Regions from separate parts of the Homo sapiens genome. Here region 1 is linked to region 2. The links are chromatin contacts, found by Hi-C or POLR2A ChIA-PET in ENCODE. All regions are on one chromosome and are shown on one strand. The core of a region is the stretch at or near the end of the contact, and the rest is flanking DNA. Distances in the headings are between cores, read along the strand shown. Region 1 overlaps CUX1 (cut like homeobox 1). Region 2 has its middle 78 kb from the start of CUX1.

Region 1 (6,428 bases), core at 441-2,940, 380 kb before region 2:
TGACTGCTTGAGCTCTGCCTCCCGTCAGATGAGCAGCAGCATTAGATTCTCATAGGAGTGCAAACCCTACTGTGAACTGCGCATGCGAGGGATCTAGGCTGCACACTCCTTATGAGAATCTAATGCCTGATGATCTGTCACTGTCTCCCATCACCCCCAGATGGGACTGTGTAGTTGCAGAAAAACAAGCTCAGGGCTCCCACTGATTCTACATGATGGTGAGTTGTAGAATTATTTCATTATATATTACAATGTCATAATAATAAAGTGCACAATAAATAGAACGTGCTTGAATCATCCTGAACCGCGCCCCCCACTGCACTGGTCCATGGAAAAATTATCTTTCACAAAACTGGTCCCTGTTGCCAACAAGGTTGGGGACAGCTGTGTTAGATGATTTTGCCTAACTGTAGACTAATTAACGTGGGTGTTCTGAGCACGCTTAAAATAGGCGAGGCTAAGCTATGACATTTAGGTTAGGTGTGCTAAACACATTTTAGACTTAAGGTATTTACAAGTTACGATGGGTTTAGGGGACATAATGCCATTGTAAGGAACAATCTGTATAGAAAAAAAGACTATGGAAATAGGCCAAAATGTTAACAATGATCATCTTTGCTGTGGGATTATGAGTGATGATCTGCTTCCTTTAAAAAAAATCTTTGAGAATTTTCTAAACTTTGTATAGTAAACATGTATGGCTTTTGTACTTAAAAATAATGTCACGGGCCGGGCGTGGTACCTCACACTTCTAATCTCAGCACTTTGGGAGGCCGAGGCGGGTGGATCACTTGAGACCAGGAGTTCAAGACCAGCCTGGCCAACATGATAAAACCCCGTCTCTACAAAAAATACACACACACACACACACACACACACACACACACAGCCGGAAATGGTGGTGCACACTTGTAGTCCCAGGTACTCGGGAGGCTGAGGCTGGAGAATCGCTTGAACCCAAGAGGCAGAGGTTGCAGTGAGCTGAGATCGCACCACTGTACTCCAGCCTGGGCAACAGAGTGAGACTCTATCTCAAAAATAAAATAAAATAAAACATAAAAAAGGGAAAATAATGTCATGTAAAAGGAAACAGCCTATAATTCCAGCTACTTGGGTGGCTGAGGTGGGAAGATTGCTTGAACCCAGGAGGCGGAGGTTGTAGTGAGCCAAGATCATATCACCGCACTCCAGCCTGGGTGATAGAGTGAGACCTTGTCTCAAAAAAATAAATAAAATAAAATAAAATAAAATAAAAACAGCAGGACTGGCTGAGACTGCATGACAAAATTTTTTAAAAAATTATTTATGTATATTCATAAACATGTTTATATACATGGACACATGTACAGTGCCTTTTTTTTTTTTTTTTTGAGATGGAGTTTTGCTCTTGTCACCCAGGCTGGAGTGGAGTGGTGCGATCTCGGGAGTATTCCACAGGAAGGACGGTTCTCCTTTCTGCCAGCCTTCCCGCGTCTCTTCACAAGGTCCCTGGGTGGAACCGGGCAGCGTGAGGCAAGTCACTTTCTCCTCTGCCACTTCTGAAGCAAATAAGACGTGCTATGTCACTGAGATTTGCATGGCCAAGGCCCTCCCAGCGGCGGCCAGGGACTCCCCGTGGTGAGTCAGAACCTCATAGCTTTAAGGAATTTTACTGGGGGCAGAAGGTGGCGTGAATGTTCCAGGCTGGGCCTCCGTCCTAACTCTTCACTGTTGAAGCACTTGAAGGCTGGGTGGCGCCTGCTTTCTGCTTAGGAGCCAACAGCATCCTGAGTTTACCTTTCCAGAGCGCAAACGTCCTCATTGGGCAGGCTGCAGGCTGAACGCTACAGAGGCCGTTCAGCTCTGCGGTAACCCTGACCCACTCATCATCATGGGGAAGGCTCAAGAGTTCCTGGAGAGCCACGACGTGCTAAGCCTGTGGTGTACAGAGTGTGGGATAAAGCCGGTCTTTTGAGGTAGTTTTCAGTCAACACTTAAAAAATGGGGCCAGACGCGGTGGCTCATGCCTGTAAATCCAGCACTTTAGAAGGCTGAGGTGGGCAGATCACCTGAGGTCAGGAGATCGAGACCAGCCTGGCCAACATGGCGAAACCCTGTCTCTGTTAAAAATACAAAAATTAGCTGGGCGTGGTGCCCTGTGCCTGTACTCCCAGATACTTGGGAGGCTGAGACATAAAAATTGCTTGAACCCAGGAGGCGGAGGTTGCAGTGAGCCGAGATCATGCCACTGCACTCCAGCCTGGGCAACAGAGGGGAGACTCTGTCTCAAAAAAAAAAAAAAAATTTCTACTAACCAATTTTACAATATACCGGCATTAACTATAGTCACTGTCTAATACATCTCTCAAACTTATTCCTCCTGTCTACCTATAAATATGTATCATTTAACCAACCTCTCCTCACCCCCTGGTAACCACCATTCTTCTTAACTTTTATGTGATCAACGTTTTACATGAGTGAGATCTTGTGGTATTCGTCTTTCTGTGCCTGGTTCATTTCACTTAATGTAACATCCCCCAGATGAATCCACGTTGTTGTTGCAAATGGCAGGATTTCCTTTTGTAAGGCTCCATCATATTCCACTGTGGATCTACACATTTTCTTCATCCATTCATCTGAAGCTGGGCACATAGGTCACTTCCTCACCTAGGCTGCTGTGTGAACAGCGCTGTGATAAACGTGTGAGTGCAGGTATGCCTGCAACACAGCCATTTCCTTTCTTTGGATAAATACCCAGCAGTGACATTGCTGGATTGCAGCCTGCATTCGGCACTGCTGTGCAGGCTGCAGAAATGCCCGTTATCCACCCTGACCCCCACAATTTTGGGATGCAGGAAGGGGTGTGTCATGACACCCCCGTTTCACAGATCACCATATGTGCTACAATCTATACACTGTATTCACTCAACAGTCCGTTACCCATTTCCTTCACATATACACTGCAAGATCCCTAGGCTTACCTTAACAGTGAATCAGAAAAACTTTAAGGATCTCTTAAATAGGTAAAATCTGTAGGAATGCACGCCAAACCCAGGTGACAGTCTGTGAATAATGATTTTCTCTACCCTCTCAAAGGATGCTGGATGAATATGATTGCTTTATTGGCCAGGCGCGGTGGCTCATGCCTGTAATCCCATACTTTGGGAGGCCGAGATGAGTGGATCACTTGAGCTCAGGAGTTCAAGACCCGCCTAGGTAACATGGTGAAACCCCCATCTCTACTAAAAATACAAAAATTAGCCAGGTGTGGTGGTACACACCTGTGATACCAGCTACTTGGGTGGCTGAGGTGGGAAAATCGTTTGAAACCGGGAGGTAGAAGTTGTAGTGAGCCAAGATCGCATCACTGTACTCTAGCCTGGGTGACAGAGTGAGACCCTGTCTCAAAATCAATAAATAAAAAAAAGCAGTAGGACTGGTTGAGAGACTGTATGATAATTTTTTTTTTTTTTTTTTTGAGACGGAGTCTCACTCTGCCACCCAGGCTGGAGTGCAGTGGCACAATCTCGGCTCACTGCAAGCTCTGCCTCCCGGGTTCACGCCATTCTCCTGCCTCAGCCTCCCGAGTAGCTGGGACTATAGGCACCCGCCACCACGCCTGGCTCATTTTTTATATTTTTAGTAGAGATGGGGTTTCACTGTGTTAGCCAGGATGGTCTCAATCTCCTGACCTCATGATTCGCCCGCCTCGGCCTCCCAAAGTGCTGGGATTACAGGCATGAGCCACTGCGCCCGGCCGATAAAAATTTTTTAAAAACTGATTGCATGTTTATATTCACAAACATGTTTATATACATGGCCACATGCACAGTGCCTCTCTTTTTTTTTTATTTTTGAGACAGAGTCTAACTCTATTGCCCAGGCTGGAGTGTAGTGGCGCGATCTCAGCTCACTGCAACCTCTGCCTCCTAAGTTCAAGCAATTATCCTACCTTAGCCTCCCGTGTAGCTGGGATTACAGGCATGCGCCACCACACCCAGCTAATTTTTGTATTTTTAGTAGAGACGGGGTTTCACCATGTTGGCTGGTCTGGTCTTGAACTTCTGACCTCAGGTGATCCACCCATCTCGGCCTCCCAGAGTTCTGGGATTACAGGTATGAGCCACCGTGCCCGGCTGCCTCTCTATTTATGTGTACGTGTTTTTGAGTACAGAGTGTGTGAGCCTGTGTGTGTGCATGTGACGTCTGTAAGCCCCCTCCCACCCTGTCCTTACTCTATCGTTCCAGCACCTGACACCACACCTACCACAGTAAAGCAGCCCTTCCCTAAACATCAATGAAGGAGAGGAGTAAAGTTTGGCAATTCTCACTGATGCTTTGCAATAGACATGTCTATTACATGTCAATTACATTTCCTAGCCATGTCTGGGGGCCACAGAACTGGCAAAGAATCGTCAGCGCTCAGAGGAATTTCTACCTGGACTTGGAACTATGAAGCCACCCCCTTGTTTTTGTCTAGCCCCCAACCTGGGGAGACACCAGGTCATGGTTGTACTATTCAGAGGGGGCCAAGACAGCTGGTGTTACTACAAAAGACAAGGAAAATCCTTCAGGGCTCACCCAGGCATCAATTTTTAGGTGTGGAGCAAAATACTTGTACAGAGATGAAAAATCCCAAGAATTCTACAAAATCCACAAGCCCCTTTTGGAGATAAGACACAGGAAGAAAAAAAAAAAAGGCCATCGGTTTTTCCCTGCAAGTCTGATTTAGTGCTCTCTAAGGTTTAAAGGACAGGAGGTTCTTTATTCAAGTCCATACTCTGAAAACCATAAAAGTGGCTGCTTCTCTATTTTTAGGGAAATTAATCCAACCAGGGTAATTACAGCAACTCGTACTGGAAACTGATGACTCATCAAAAAGACAGGAAATAGAAAATTTTACATTCTTAAAGGTACAGCAGACAGACTCTGTTTTCAGGATGCTTAAGTTGTCCCTTTCAAATTCAATCAGGGGATGCAATATTTGTCTAAATATGATGGTCAAGACAGCTGGGTGATTCTCAGGTTTACTCAACCGGGCTCTACCTGGCCCCAGTTCTGTGAGTCTTTCATGAGGAATTATTGTTCAAAAAGGGAAAAATCAATCTGCTATGGTAAATACAACGGGGGCTTGTGAGGCTGGGAAAGGCTGAACCCCCCAGGAACGCCTGCCTTCACCTGACTAGCCCTCACCTTTGCTGCTTGATTACAAAGCTGGCACCAGAAAGGGGCTTTGAAGACCGCCGTGGTCTCAAGCAAAAAGCACTGGAATTTGAGCCTAAAGGACCAGGTCCAGGGCCTGAATCTGCGTGTTCCTGGGACTGCTTCCTCATCCATGCAATGAGCACAATAAAAGCTGCCCCAGTGACTTCAGGAAAGGGCAAACAAGATAACACTCAGGAAATCATTGTGAAATAGTCCAGAACAGTATGTAAACAAAGTATCCATCCCAGCTGCTCACACCTGTCATCCCAGCACTTCAGGAGGCCAAGGCGGGCAGATCACTTGAGTCTGGGAGTTCGAGACCAGCCTGGCCAACATGGTGAAACCTCGTCTCTACTAAAAATACAAAAATTAGCTGGGTGTGGTGGCAGATGCCTGCAATTCCAGTTACTTGGGAGACTGAGGCAGGAGAATCGCTTGAACCCGGGAGGCGGAGGATGCCGTGAGCCAAGATCGTGCCACTGCACTCCAGCCTGGGCAATAGAGCGAGACTCAGTCTCCAAAAAAAAAAAAAACCAAAAAGCAAAAATTAGCCAGGCATGGTGGCACAAGCCTGTAATCCCAGCTCCTCCAGCAGCTGAGGCAGAAGAATCACTTGAACCCGGGAGGTGGAGGTTGCAGTGAGCCATGATCGCACCACTGCACTCCAGCCTGAATAACTAACAGAGACCCTATCTCAAAAAAATAAAAAATAAAATAAAAAGAAAGTATCCATCCCACCCACATTTGCCATGCAGACTTGTGTCTTGAACTGCTGGTATCCTCCTCCCCTCCTTTTAAAAATTATTATTATTATTTTTAGAGATGGGCTCTCGTTTTGTCACTCAGGCTGGAGTACAGTGATGCAATCATAGCTTACTACAGGCTGGAACTTCCAGGCTCAAGCGAACCTTCCAACTCAGCCTCCCAAGTAAATGGAACTAAAGGCACAACACCATGCCCAGATAATTTTTGTATTTTTTGGTAGAGGTGGGGTCTCACTATGTTGCCCAGGCTGGTCTCAAACTCTTGGGCTCAAGTGATCCTCCCACCTCAGTCTCCCAGAGTGCTGGGATGATAGGCGTGAGCCACCATGCCCAGCCTCCTCCCCTTTTCAAATTCTGTCTTATGTCCTCCTTTGGGATCTGGAGTTCTCTATCCCTCCAAAGAAGCGTAGAGGCTCCCCAGTGCTGAGTTAGCTACGGGAAAGTTTTCTGCTGTTTCAGAGCACGTTGTATTTTGTGATA
Region 2 (5,696 bases), core at 58-2,557:
CTTTGAAGGTGGCCCAAGCTTCAGGGCCCCCCTCCTTCTCCAAACACGGCTGGGCCTCTGGGCTTTTTGGAGTTAGAAAAGGGGAGGGGGGCTGTGGGGAGCGAGAGGTGCAGGAGTGAAGTGTGGGGACCCTTCCTGGGACCCCTCACCCTCACACACACACCACCCCACTTGCCTAAGACAGGCACAACTGGAGCCATCTTGAGACCCAGAATTCCTCTCCAGGTTATGGTGTTTCTCACGGTCCTTGCCCACCAGGAGATAGAAAGTTCTGGAAAGATGCTGTTGGAAAGGTGAAGCTAGAAGCACGGCCTCTTTGCACAGGCTATGCTTTAAGTACTCATAACTGGCTCACATCTACTGAGCCATCACTGTGTACCAAGCACTGTTCTAACGTTTTATTTTTATTTTATTTTTTATTTTTGAGACAGAGTCTTCCTCTGTTGCCCAGGCTGGAGTGCAGTGGCATGATCTCAGCTCACTGCAACCTCTGCCTCCGCCCCCTCTCAAGTGATTCTCCTGCATCAGCTTCCTGAGTAGCTGGGATTACAGGTGCCAGCCACCACACCCAGCTAATTTTTGTATTTTCAGTAGAGATGGGGTTTCACCATGTTGGCCAGGCTGGTCTCGAACTCCTGACCTCAGGTGATCCACCTGCCTTGGCCTCCCAAAGTGGTAGGATTACAGGTGAAATGTTTTAAATGTGTTGTTTTGAAGAGACAGGACCTCCCTCTGTTGCCCAGGCTGGAGTGCAGTGGCGCAATTATGGCTCACTGCAGCTTGAAACTCCTGGGCTCAAGTGATCCTCTCTCCTCAGCCTCCCAAGTAGCTGGGACTACAGGCTTGTGTAGCCACGCCTGGCTAACTTTATAATTTTTTATAGAGTGGGATCTCACTATGTTGCCCAGGCTGATCTCAACTCCTGGCCTCAAGTGATCCTTCTGCCTCCACCTCCCAAAGTGCTGGGATTACCAGTTTAAGCCACCACGCCCAGCCACCAACTCACTTTCACTTGGCTAAATCGCGCCCTGTTTGGAAGACGGAGCCTGAAATTGGCAGGAGAGCTGGATGTGGCCATGGTCCTTCACTGCCCAGGGCGTGCTTGTCCCATCCAGCCTGTACTCCTGTGGCTGTGTGGATGACCAAGGGCTCACCTGGTCTTGCTTTTCTTCACCTCACTCTTCCCAAGAGGCTGGTTCTGACACTAACAGTCACCCATTGGTAAACAGCCCAGCACCAAAAGCCCCTAAGAACCTTCAGATAAGAGACATCCCTTGGGGGAAGGAAGAAAAAAAAAACACAACCTAACAGGAAGCCAAGTGGGTAAACGGTTACTTGCATGATTCTAAAGCCTGCATGTTTCTTCCCCAGGCGAGAGAGACTGAGCCTTTCACTCTCAGAGCCAGCTTGGCCAGAGTCTCAGAAGCAAGGTCTCTGTGCACCTTGGGGCTGTTGGCAGGGCTGAGGAGAGGAGTAACCAAATCATGGGTCTGGGAGAGAAATTTCCTCCGATGCTTTTCTGGCTCCTACCTAGAGAGTTCTCTCACTTCTGAGAGGTATCCTGTGAGGGCACAGTGGACAGGAGCAGAGACCTGGGGTCAGGCAGGCCCAGCACAGAGATGCCTAATGCCCTTGGGAAGTCACTTGACCTTCCCGAATCCACCTTTTTTTTTTTTTTTTTTTTGAGTTGGAGTCTCACTCTGACACCCAGGCTGGAGTGCAGTGGTGCAATCTTGGCTCACTGCAGCCTCCGTCTCCTGGGTTCAAGCAATTCTCCTGCCTCAGCCTCCCAAGTACCTGGGATTATAGGCATGTGCCATCATGCCCGGCTAATTTTTGTATTTTTAATGGAGATGGGGTTTTGCCACGTTGGCCGGGCTGGTCTCGAACTCTTGAGCTCAGGTGATCTGCCCACCTTGGCCTCCCAAACTGCTGGGGTTACAGGCATGAGCCACTGCACTGGGCCCCGAGTCTTCCTTTTAAACCATGAAACGGGGATTGCCCAGGTGTGATGGCTCACATTTATAATCTCAGCTCTTTGGGAGGCCAAGGCAGGAGGATCGCTTGAGGCTAGGAGTTCCAGACCAGTCTGGGCAACATAGCGAGACCTCGTCTCTACAAAAAATAACAATTAAAAAATTAGCCAAGTGTGGTGGCGTGTGCCTACAGTTCCAGCTACTTGGGATGCTGAGGCTGGAGGATGGCTTGAGCCCAGGAGTTGGAGGCTGCAGTGAGCTATGATCACACCACTGCATTCCAGTCTGGGCAACAGAGCAAGACCCTGTCTCTAAAAACCAAACACAAAAAGCCAAAAAACAAAGCTAAAACAACCCCTAGAGGTGTGATCAAAGGGCTGGGGAGGAGGGAGAGAGGAGGAGCTTCCCCAGGGGAGACTTCATCACCAAACTCTGTACCTGCAGGCACCTTGTCCTGCCCTGGAGGTGGGGGTTGGTGAACCGGAAACCCATGACTCACTCCCTCCCTGCCCAGCCAGGCCTGGACAGCTGTGCAAACAGACTGAGGAAGGGGCTTCCAGGCCACACTCTGTGCCTCTCCTCCTCCTCCTCCTCCTCCTCTTCCTCCTCCCTGGAGTCAGCCCAGGCTGGCTCCATCCCTCTGGGCCCCTTCTCTCCCTGAAAATTGCAGGAATGTGCACCACTGTGTTAGAACCAAGTCCTTGGAAGACTCCAGATTTCCCCTAGACTTGGGAGTACTGGGACTTAGGAAGAAGGGGTTGGGGCTGTCCAGGTCTCCCTGGCCCGAGGGTCTCACCCTTAGGTCCTCCGAAGCTCTGTTTCCAAGGATAGCAGACCCGCCCTCACAATAGCACCCACTCACTGAGTCCCTTCTGTCACGGTGCATACCCTGCTGTCCCTGGGACCTGTACTTGGATGTCTCAAGGGCATGTTCAACTCCCCGTGTCCCAAACTCAACTCAGGCTCTCTCCTCTCAGGATATGTCCCCGCCCTCCACCCAGGGCTCAGGCCAGAAGCCTTGGAGTCCTTCTTGACATCACCCTCTCCCTCACCTTCCCCACCCAATCTGACATCAAACTGTGTAGACTCCAGCTCCGAAAAATACCCCAATCCAACTATTCCTGGCCATCTCTGCTGCCCTACCCGTGGGGGCCTCTGCCCTCGCTCCACCTCCCATTCACTCATCCTCCACCCTGCAGCCAGAGTAACCTTTTTTCTTTTTTCTTTTTTTGAGATGGAGTCTCACTCTGTCGCCCAGGCTGGAGTGCAGTGGCACGATCTCGCCTCACTGCAACATCTGCCTGCCCGGTTCAAGCAATTCTCCTGCCTCAGCCACCCAAGTAGCTGGGATTACAGGTGTGCACCACCGTGCATGGCTAATTTTTGTATTTTTAGTAGAGATGGGGTTTCACCATGTTGGCCAGGCTAGTCTTGAACTGCTGACCTCAAGTGATCCTCCTGCCTTGACCTCCCAAAGTGCTGGGATTACAGGCATGCACCACCATGCGTGGCTAATTTTTGTATTTTTAGTAGAGACGGGGTTTCACTTTGTTGGCCAGGCTAGTCTCGAACTCCTGACCTCAAGTGATCCTCCTGCCTTGACCTCCCAAAGTGCTGGGATTACAGGCATGCACCACCACGCATGGCTAATTTTTGTATTTTTAGTAGAGATGGGGTTTCACCATGTTGGCCAGGCTGGTCTTGAACTCCTGACCTCAAGTGATCCTCCTGCCTTGACCTCCCAAAGTGGTAGGATTACAGGCGTGAGCCACTGCGCCTGGCAACCAGAGTAATTTTTTTTTTTTTTTTTTTTTTAGACAGAGTCTCGCTCTGTTGCCCAGGCTGGAGTGCAGTGGCACAATCTCGGCTCACTGCAAGCTCCACCTCCCGGGTTCACGCCATTCTCCTGCCTCAGCCTCTCAAGTAGCTGGGACTACAGGCGTCTGCCACCACACCCGGCTAATTTTTGTATTTTTAGTACAGACGCGGTTTCACCTGGTTAGCCAGGATGGTGTTAATCTCCTGACCTCGTGATCTGCCAGTCTCGGCCTCCCAAAGTGCTGGGATTACAGACGTGAGCCACCGCACCTGGCCCAGAGTAATTTTATTAAAATGTCAATCAGATCACATTTCTCCCTGCTTACAACTTTTTGATAGTTTCTCATTGGATTTAAGACAAAATCCAAATTCCATATATCACAGCCTGCAAGTCCTTCCATGCTGTATCTCCTTGCATAGTTTAATAGTCCCCTGCACTGGACTGTAAGCTCACAGAGGGCAGGAATAGCCCATTTTTATGCACTGGGGCTCCTGTAGGGTGTGAGAGAATCCCAACCCCTTGCCTTTGATCTGAGCTGGACACACTGCAAAGACATGCTCCAAAACTTTTCCCATGTGACACTCATGTGACCCACCTCAAGGGGTGCCACCACCATTTCACCTGTTACGCAGATGGCGAAGCCAAGTTTCCAAGACGGCAGGAGACTTGTAAAAGGGCACACGGATAATAACTGCAGTAGACAGGCTGTACTGGCGTTCACTGTGTGCTATGACCGGTTCTAATCACTCTGTGTGTAGTTTTACATTGAATGCTACATACTAACCCTGAAAAGTAGACAGTCTTCCTTCCTCCCTCCCCTCCTCCCTCTTTCCCTTCCTTCCTCCCTCCCTTCCCTCCTTCTTCCCTCCCTCCCTCCCTCCCTTCCCTCCTTCTTCCCTCCCTCCCTCCCTTCTCTCTCTCTCTCTTTCTTTCTTTTTTTTTTTTTTGGAGACGTTGTCTCGCCCTGTTGCCCAGGCTGGAGTGCAGTGGCACAGTCTCGGCTGACCTCCGCCTCCTGAGTTCAAGTGATTCTCCTGTCTCAGCCTCCTGAGTAGCTGGGATTACAGGCATGTGCCACCACACCCAACTAATTTTTGTATTTTTGTAGAGACAGGGTTTCTCCATGTTGGCCAGGCTGGTCTCAAACTTCTGACCTCAGATGATCTGCCCGCCTCAGCCTCCCAAGGTGCTGGGATTACAGTGTGAGCACCATGCCCAGCCAAACCTCTTTCAATTCTATCATGCATAGCTCTGAGATTCTCATCTGAACATGGCTTCCTTCTCTACATGGATTTGTGCTGAGACATGTGCTAGAAAATGCCATTTCAGTCTTGATGAAATCTCTCGAAACACATTTGAAATCCATTTTCCTTTCTCTCACTTTAATTCCGGGAGGAGTTAAGTCCCAATTGAATTTTCTTTTCTTTTTTTTTCTTTTGTGTGTGTGTGTGTGTGTGTGTGATGAAGTTTCAATCTTGTTGCCCAGGCTGGAGTGCAGTGGTGCGATCTTGGCTCACTGCAACCTCCACCTCCCGGGTTCAAGTGATTCTCCTGCCTCAGCCTCCAAAGTAGCTGGGATTATATGTGCCCACCACCACGCCTGGCTAAATTTTTGTATTTTTATTAGAGACAGGGTTTCATCATGTTGGCCAGGCTGGTCTCGAACTCCGGACCTCAGGTGATCCACCTGCCTTGGCCTCCCAAAGTGCTGGGACTACAGGTGTGAGCCACTGTGTCTGGCCCCAGTTGAATTTTCCTTTGATGTGGGGGCAGCTGTGGCCTGGCCTTTGTGGGGAATGGGTGTGGGCAGGTACAGGTTCCACTTAGTGTTTCATGATGGGAGAAATCTTGGCTGGCTAGAGTAGCTCACGCCTGTAATCCCAGGACTTTGGGAAGCTGAG

The links. Hi-C counts contacts between places; a loop is a spot of excess contacts on that map. ChIA-PET counts read pairs that join two places held with the same protein, here RNA polymerase II (POLR2A). Pooled maps may share reads with other maps.
Region 1: a loop to region 2 is called in a map of aorta, with 2.7 times the contacts of the local background. The contact joins two enhancer-like sites. A Hi-C loop is called at or near these places in 1 of 168 maps with a recorded cell type or tissue (aorta), 1 of 37 single-sample maps with no recorded cell type and 6 of 50 pooled maps. POLR2A ChIA-PET finds 5 or more read pairs at or near these places in 2 of 52 experiments (BJ and H1).

The regions. Positions count from the first base shown.
Region 1 is chr7:102,120,638-102,127,065 of GRCh38, reverse strand. The region is part of intron 8 of CUX1 (cut like homeobox 1); the gene reads right to left. Among named protein-coding and RNA genes, the nearest start is that of SH2B2, 160 kb to the left of the region's middle. RefSeq lists an enhancer at 1,293-1,845 and a silencer at 3,326-3,552. Within about 2 kb of position 1,690, at least 12 of the 41 ENCODE cell types and tissues checked have a DNase peak (open chromatin) inside an H3K27ac peak, as active enhancers do.
Region 2 is chr7:101,736,747-101,742,442 of GRCh38, reverse strand. No RefSeq gene overlaps it. Among named protein-coding and RNA genes, the nearest start is that of CUX1, 78 kb to the left of the region's middle. RefSeq lists enhancers at 1,030-1,099, 1,220-1,299. Within about 2 kb of position 1,307, at least 3 of the 41 ENCODE cell types and tissues checked have a DNase peak (open chromatin) inside an H3K27ac peak, as active enhancers do.